2 separate regions of the Homo sapiens genome follow, and region 1 is linked to region 2. Evidence: chromatin loops called from intact Hi-C (ENCODE). Cell type or tissue: tibial artery. All regions are shown on one strand. Each heading gives the region's core, and the rest is flanking DNA. Links, peaks and the distances in the headings are about the cores only.

Evidence for each region. A loop is a pair of places that touch in the nucleus more often than their neighbours do. Peaks named below come from ENCODE experiments on the same cell type or tissue, not always from the same donor. Only the 100,000 strongest peaks of a DNase experiment are listed, where the experiment ranks them.
Region 1: it touches region 2 in a loop (2.8-fold over the local background); 3 of 110 quality-filtered maps call a loop at or near these places.

The regions. Positions count from the first base shown.
Region 1 is chr5:91,262,522-91,266,927 of GRCh38, reverse strand. It overlaps LOC107986432 (a long non-coding RNA gene), which reads left to right and starts at 1,655. Exons shown (of 7, transcript XR_001742795.2): 1 at 1,655-2,265. In tibial artery, for the core only: no CTCF peak of the experiment used is centred there; no DNase peak of the experiment used is centred there.
Region 2 is chr5:91,099,649-91,104,054 of GRCh38, reverse strand. It overlaps ADGRV1 (adhesion G protein-coupled receptor V1), which reads right to left. Exons shown (of 90, transcript NM_032119.4): 87 at 1,715-1,836. Among named protein-coding and RNA genes, the nearest start is that of LUCAT1, 210 kb to the left of the region's middle. In tibial artery, for the core only: a CTCF peak has its summit at 2,092 (motif pointing left); a DNase peak (open chromatin) is centred at 2,134; H3K27ac peaks cover 544 bases.

The sequences.
Region 1 (4,406 bases), core at 184-4,183, 160 kb before region 2:
TAGAGCTTTATCAGAGAAAAAGATGAAGAAATAGGTGTGTAAATACATTTTCAGGTTGTAAAGCTAGGATTTATAGGCACAAGCTAAACAATCTATCCACTTTTAACAATTTATGAAGATAATTAAAAGACACATATAGAGCATTCCAAAACTAAATGTAGCAATCTACTGGTGAAAAATTCCTAGTTTTCTTTCAATCCAATGTCCTAATTCCTTAAATGTAAAAGAGCAAATTTCAAATATACAATACATCTCATTCTTACTCACTACATCTAAACACAGGTGAAAACAAAACAAAACAAAACAAAACAAAGCAAACTCCCCGCAACAATGGTATCTACAACTCTTCATAAGGCTTATATCCTTACTAAAATATTGTGGTTCATGCAGTTCACTTTCTATTAATAGAACAGCCTGATGACTCATTTTGCACATTTAGAGTGTAATGAGGATTTCCAGATCTGCAGTACCTGTGATGACCATAAATACCTCCTTCAAATTAAAACACATTTTTTAAAAAATAGTTCTTTGAAATATTATTTTGAAAAAGATAAAGTATGATTTAGGTACAGTAATTTTTATGCATTTTAGTGCATAGTTTTGTAAGCTTTGACAAACGCATACAGTCATGTAACCACCACCACAATCAAAATACCAAGTAGTTCCTTCACTCCTCAAAGTCCCTCCTACCTCCCTCCAACCTCGTATCCTTTTGAAGTCAAACACACCCCTGCCCTGCAGCCCCTGGAAATCACTCATCTGTTTTTTTTTTCTGTATAATTTTGCCTCTTCCAGAATTCCATGTAACTGTTATCAGAGAGTATGTAGGCTTTTTTTTTTCATTTAGCGTAATGAATTTGAGATTTATCAGTTTTCCTGAGTACATCAGTAGTCTGTTCCTTTTTATTGCTGATAGTATTCCATCATACAGATATGCCAGAATCAGCTTATCCAAATATTGATATTTAACCATTTATCAAGACCTTATTTTACAGACAAGGGTAGTTTCATGACTTTTGAAATTACACATTTTTTTTTTCTTGAGATGGAGTCTCATTCTGCTGCCCAGGCCGGAATGCAGTGGCACCATCTCGGCTCACTGCAACCTCCGCTTTCCGGGTTCAAGTGATTATCATGCTTCGGCCTCCTGAGTAGCTGGGATTATAGGTGTGCGCCACCATGCCTGGCTAATTTTTGTATTTTCAGTAGAGATGGGGTTTCACCATGTTGGCCAGGCTGGTCTCCAACTTCTGACCTCAAGTGATCCACATGCCTGGGCCTCCCCAAGTGCTGGGATTACAGGCATGAGCCACCACCCCTGGCCTAGGCATTTATTAAGAAGGAAAAAAGGGGCCAGGTGTGGTGGCTCATGCCTGTAATCCCAGCACTTTGGGAGGCCAACGTGGGTGGATCACGAGGTCAGGAGTTCAAGACCAGCCTGGCCAACAAGGTGAAACCTCGTCTCTACTAAAAATACAAAAAAAGCCGGGCGTGGTGGCGGGCGCCTGTAATCCCAGCTACTCAGGAGGCTGAGGCAGGAAAATCGCTTGAACCCAGGAGGCGGAGGTTGCAGTGAATACAATAAAATACACCCATAGAATGGCCGATATCGCGCCATTGCACTCCAGCCTGGGTGACAGAGCGAGACTTCATCTCAAAAAAAAGAAGGAAGAAAGGTACATTCTCATAATGCCTTAAATTAGTTACTTGGGATTTATTTGACAATGATTAGGAATAACTGTTTCAAAAGATATATTTTTTCATATACCTTAGAAAACAATAGATATTTGTTCAACTCTCTAATTGTGGGTTTGCATTTGAAATGTGTATTGTGATTCAAAAGTTTTCTCTACCTAGAAGGGGAATACAACACATGGAAATTATTATTGCTGGTGACACCAGATAATATTTTGCCTAAACTCCTGAGGTGAGTGCTCTATGAAGACCCCATTCAACCCAGACCTTTGAAATGGCTCACTTCCCATTTAAACTCTATTAATCTTCTACCTCATGGAGGCAACAGGTGGTTTAGAAAAGAGCCAATAGAAAGATAATTTTTGTCCTTCAGGATCAGTGCCAATGGAAAAAAGTGACCTGAAATACAGATCTCAGGCCTGACATGATGAAAATCTAGTGCCACAGCTGTTGTCTCTCAGAACTGTCACTCATCATGTTTTAATTTCACAGTTTTGATTTAATCTTTTCTAAATACAGCACTGGATAAATACAGAACAAGATAACAAGAGTTCCCAGCAAAGGATCCAGGTTGGTATTCACACTATCCTCTTTTCACCTCTTCCCCAGCCCTTTGGGTTTTATTTTCTGTGGTGGTTGCATCTCCAGCACCACTATATTCCTGAGGGACAGGGCTTCTTTACCAGCTCTTGAGCCTAACAAGAATCCTAGTGGTTTGATTTCAGTGTGATTTATTTATCTTTCTTATCAGGCTAACCAGAATGCTTTTATCAGCCATGTTAATTTGTAACACACAGTGGAATTGGGTTTGTAGTTGAAAAAAAAAAGTTTTTCAATGATGTACCCCTAAGAGCCCCTCTTTTCTAAGCTCTGTAATGAAAAATACTATTGTCAGCCATGGATTAGTTCTTTTTCTTATGAAGCTACCTTTAAAGAACTACAGTGAGTTATAATTTACATACGATAAAATGCACCCATTCTAAGCATACAATCTTGATGAACGTATATGCTTGAGTAAACCACTACTATAAGATATGGAGCATTCTCCCCGTCACCCACAGGCCTCCCTAATACCTCTTTTCAGTCAGTTCTGCCTCCAACCTGAGTCGCAAGCAACTGATCTGCTTTCTAACATGATAGATTGCTTTTGCCTTTTTCAGATTATTCTGTAAACAGTGTGTACTCTTTTTGGCCTGGCTTTCTTACTTAGCATAAACTTTTTGAGATTCATCGATGTTGTTGCATGCATGTGTAACTTGTGTTTTCTGTTTTTCCCCAACTGAGTTTTATTTCATTTTATGAATACACCACAATTAGTTTATCCATTTTTTTGCTGATGAACATTCGGATTGTATCCACTTTAGGGCTATTTTGAGTAAAGCTGCTATGGACATTTGTATGTAAATCTTTATGTAGTATTCATTTCTCTTGGGCAAATATCTAGGAGAAAATGGCTGGGTTGTATGATTAAGTATATAATTTTAGTCATTTTAGTGGGTTTGCAGAGGTATATCATTGTGATTTTAACTTGCAGTTTCCTGAAGACTAAGGACAAGACTAAGGACATTGAACAGTTTAATTTATCCCTATTTCATATTTTTTGGTGCTGTTGTGAATGTAATTGTTTCTTTAATTTCATATCCAAGGGATCTTGGCTAGTATCTAGAAATACAATTGATTCTTTAATATTGACCTTATTTTCTATAATTTTGCTAAATTCACTTATTTGTCTCAGTAGTTTATTTGGGATTCCTTAAACTTTTCTATATGCACAATCATGTTGATGGGTAAATACAGTTTTACTTCCTCCTTTCCAATCTTGCTTTGTATTTTTTTTCTTGCCTTATTGTAATGACTAGGATTTCCGGTACTTTGTTGAATATATGTGATAAATGCAGACCATCCCTTTGTCTTTGGAGGGGAAATACTCAATATTTCAATATGATGTGTGATGTTAGCTCTAGGTTTTCCACGGGTGTCCTTTATCAGATTGAGGATTCTCTTTTCCATCCTATTTGTTGAGAGTTTTACCATGAAAGGGTGTTGAAATTTGCCAAATACCTTTTCTGTGTCTATTAAAATGATTATATATTTTTTCTTCTTTATTCTATTAATATGGTGAATTACATCAACTGATTGTTTTTTTTTTTTTTTTTTTGAGAGAGTCTCGCTTTGTTGCCCAGGCTGGAGTGCAATGGCATAATCTTGGCTCACTTCAACCTCTGCCTCCCAGGTTAGAGTGATTCTCCTGCCCTAGCCTCCCAAGTAACTGGGATTATAGGCGCGTGCCACCACACCCGGCTAATTTTTGTATTTTTAATAGAGACAGGGTTTCACCATGTTGACCAGGCTGGTCTCAAACTCCTGACCTCAGGTGATCCACCCACCTTGGCCTCCCAAAGTGCTGGGATTACAAACATGAGCCACCGTGCCTGGCCATATCAACTGATTTTGAATGTCAAATCAAGTTTGAAATCCCGCAATTACAAATACATGGTCATAGTCATGACATATTAATCCTCTTTATATATTGCAGGATTGATTTTCTAATAGTTTAATGATTTTTTTCCTTTTGTCTATGTTCAGGAGAGATTAATCTATAGTTTTCTTTCTCATGATGTCTTTAACTGGTTTTGGTACTGATATAACGGTGGTCTTGTAAAATAAGTCAAAAATGGTTCACTCTTTCTGTTTTTCTTATGCAGTTTCTG
Region 2 (4,406 bases), core at 204-4,203:
CACAACTTCGATGGCTTCCCCTTGCTTAAAGATTGAAGCTCAGCATCCCAAGCATGGAAAGCCGGCGTTTAAACCAATCTACCCTTTCTGTCTCCTCTCCTACAACTTCTTCTCTAATTGCAAGACCTTTCTTTTTCCTTCTCAACACGTTGCTTAATCTAGGCGAGATTAGTCATTTTCCCTTCTTGCAGCCTTGGCTAACAGTTTTCTCTGCCTGAAATTCCCATCTCTAACCATACACTCATTTATTATTTAATAAGCATTAAATGTGTCATAATCTCAGGGGCAAGTAAAATGAATGAAGTATATCAGGTCTGCTCAGGGCTTGGAAATTGCTGCCATGCAAATACTGCCTTCAAAAAAAGCCAGCAATTCAGGTTTTTAATGTGAAAATTCTCAATTTTAAAAGTTTGAAGCAACTATTTGAAAATCTAAAACAATCTTTCATATAACACTGTGTGTCTGCCAAGCAAAACACACCTGCAGGCTGTCAGTTTGGACCTTGTTCTTAGTTCCACTAGGCCCTAGGGATCTAAAGGTGACCAAGACTGAGCCTCTGCCCTGATGGCTCTGCCCTGATGGTCAACAGGCCCCTACTCACTCTCAAAATGCTCTCTTTACATGGCACCTGCCATACTAGATTCTTAGAGCTGATTGTTCACTCTTTGAATCATCAGATCCCAGAGAGGCCGGACTGTCTTCTTTACCACCTGGCAATAGTAAGTGCTCACCTGTAACTATAACCACAGACAGTTGTCTATATAGAAACTTGTAGCAACTTGGTTCTAAACTTTTAATTGTTTTGTATTTTCCCCTTCCTAAGTTGATAATGTCCTTGATTAGGCACCATCATGTAAGCTATGATCTAACTGAAGAGTTTGTCTGCTCAGGTGCAAACCTAAAAAATGACTGGAGTCACATTTCAATTGTATGCTACAATTCTGAAGGTGTGTATATGTCTGTGTGTTTGCCACACATGATCCTTGCAAGATGGTAGCCAAAAGAAGGACTATTTAGAGATAATTTAATAAATTTAAGAAATTCTTTTAGTCTAGGACAGATCGTTTCACTTTGGAAAACAAGGAAAATGTGTTCATTTGTTCCATTTGTTAATATCAGGGTGCAACATTTTTCCATTTAACAAAAGTACTAAAAATCTCAGCTTTCATTTTTGCTGCAGTTATATAATTTCTAGTTATCCAAGCATGCTTATAAAACTAATTTAAGCTGGGCACTGCTGGACTTAGGGGATGTCAGTCATGTTTTAGTGAACCAAACACTCTCATTTCACTAAGCATCACACTTAAGAGGGGACTGCTTGAACATCACTATTTCACTCCTCAATTGATCTAATTTCTAGACCCAGCCACAATCCAAATATGTGCATTGATCTTACATGACTGCCATTTGCAAAGTTGATAAACATCAATCCTACTGAAAAAGAAATATGTTTGTGTAGTTACTTCGATGTTCAAAATGAAGGAGAATAAATATTTTGTCTTCCCTAATTGTATAATGAGCAAGTTAGAATCCCAGTCATATTTCAAATGTTAAGGATTTAGGTTCCTATCATTTTATTTTACAACTCTATATGATGTTATTATGTACACAAATTCACCTGTGTGTGGATGCTTGACTCTTTAATATTGAAATTCTATGCCTTGTGTTCATTAAGATAAATGTATGTTGTCACTAACCAAATTGTAAGGCTTACCTGCAGACTGTTGAAAATGACAAAGAGAACCAACATCCAGAAGTGTCTGTAGGCCATGTGTAGTCCTCCCCAAAGCCATGTCACGGAAATCAGAGCAAAGAGATATAAAATCAGTGGAATTTCTAGAAATAAAAAAAAAAGAATTTTTGAGCTTCAGAATACTGCACAGTCACATGTATACACAGTTATTTTTGGCTTCTTTCTGTGGTATTCTAGTGCCCATTTTGAGAGAACAACCTTGGAAATCCCATTCTTATGCCAGAGGGGAGAAGGCACATTGCTGAGTCCACATTCTGTTTTGCAAATGGGGCTGCTGGTAGGCCCAGGGATGGCTGGGGGAGGATGAGAACTGTTCCTCTCCTAGACTACCACCTGCTGGACTGTTCAGTAAGTACCACAAAGCAACAATGGATTTGTAGAAATCTCCTTAAAAGACTGTTCCACCAGAAAATGGCAGGCAGTAGTGTGCTCCCGAAATTAGCATATTCCAACCAGGCACTTAAGAACAGAAATTATATAACATCGTGCGTGTGTGCGTGTGTGTGTGTGTGCATGCGCACGTGTGTGTGTGTTGGAAAAACCTGTACTCACATCTTTTTTCTGACTGAGAAGACACCAAAATTTATTGGTAAGTTTAAGAGCAAAGATGAAGTGACTGATTCATAATGATCAACTAAACTTATTCTACACATGTTCTAATGCAGTTTGTTTCAGACGTTTTCAGAATAGATTTTCTCAGGGCCAAGGGACTTTATTACCCTTTCCACTTGTCTATTTTGAGTTTTCTTTGCTATCTGAGTTTTAGAATAATAACCATATAGAGGCGATCTTAATATTTAAGTGACAAGTTATATAAGATTTAGAAAGTGAATCGGATCTTTGCAGCCACAAATAAACACATTTTCAAGCTGTTGAAAGACATCAGGGTAGACCACACCACTGACAACTTTCATGACAGACCTCAAAGCCCTTCTTTACCCACTATCATCAATTAACACCTAAAATCCTCGTCCACTATGGAAATTTAAACAGTTGCTTACAACTTTAGCAATTTTCAAATTTAATTTTACTTGGAAACAATCTCAAACATACAGAAGACGTGCAAGTAGAGTACAATGAGAAAGTTTTTTTTTCCCTGAATTAATTGAAAATTGTGAATCTGATCCCCCATTACCCTCTGAATAATGTGTATTTTCTACAAAGACATTTTCCTACATAAACATGATGCCATCAAATTAGGAAATTAACACTGATATAGTACTATCATTCTCAGATTCCATTTTATTATACCAGTAATTTCCTTTTTAGCAGAGAGATCCAGAGATCCAGTCGTGTATAGTTGACACGTCTTCGTAGATTCTTAATCCCAAATGGGTCTTCTGTGTGTCCTTGACTTTTGTAACCCTGACACTTTTGATGATTACCAGCCAGTTTTTCTTGCAGTGTCCTTAAATTTGAGTTTATTTGATTTTTCTCGTGATTAGATTTAGATTATAAGCCGTTAGAAATCACAGAAGGGATGCTGAGTTCATCTTACAGCATTCTATAAGGTGACGCAAGAACTCAATTTTTCCCGTTACTGAAGATGTTCATTTTGGTCACTTGATTAAGATGATGGCTGCACAAATTCTTCACTGTAAAGTTAGCATTTTCCCCTGTGTAATTAAGAAGTTTTATATGTGGCATTTCTTTGAAACTATGTAAATATCTTTTTCCTTATCAAATGTTTGATTTATCCACTTATTTATCTTCTAATGTAGACTAATATATTCCTGCTTATTTAGCATATTATCCATTATTCTTTCTTTTCCCCTTCCTTCCTTCCTTCCATCCTTCCTTCCTCCCTCCCTGCTTCCTTCTTTCCTTTTTTGTTTTCTTTCTCTTTTCTTTTTCCTCTCCTTTTCTTTCACATAGGGTCATACAAAGTCTTTCTCCATTGCCCAGACTGGAGTGTGGTGGTGTTGTCACAGCTCACTGCAGGCTTGACCTCCTGGGCTCAAGCCATCCTGCCACCTCTCAGCCTCCCAAGTAGCTGAAACTATAGGCGCATGCCACCACGCCCACTTAATTTTTGTACTTTTTGTATAGATGGGGTTTCGCCATGTTGCCCCGGCTGGTCTTGAACTTCCGGGCTCAAGCGATCCGCATGCCTTGGCCTCCCAAAGTGCTGGGATTACTGGTATAAGCCATGGTACCCGGCCACTATCATTGTTTATTTCGATGCCAAGTTGTCCCTAGCAGGAGCCCTTTCAAGATGGTTTCTGTGACTTTGGTTATATCCTCATCATTCTACTAGCAGTTGTTTGCTTTTTGGCCCAAGATGTTTCAAATATTCTCTGCCCCAGTCCTGGTTTCTTTTAGGGGAGAATGGTATTTAGAAACTGTGATCTGGGGCTAGGTATGGTCACTGCTGTTGCTGCTCCTAAGCTCTCTTAGTAGATAGAGGATACACATGCATATGCACACACAAACACATTTAGATCTGTTTTACTCTATCTATCTCTATATATTGAAATTCATTAGTTCATTTCAATGCTTCTAATTCCAACCCAACATCACGGGGTTAATTCCAGTTTTCTCCCTTTCCATATTTGTAACTTTTCTGTGTTGGTAAGAGATCTACTTCTCATTATTCTTGAACTCCTGGACTCAGGTGATCTGCCCACCTCGGCCTCTCGAAATGCTGGGATTA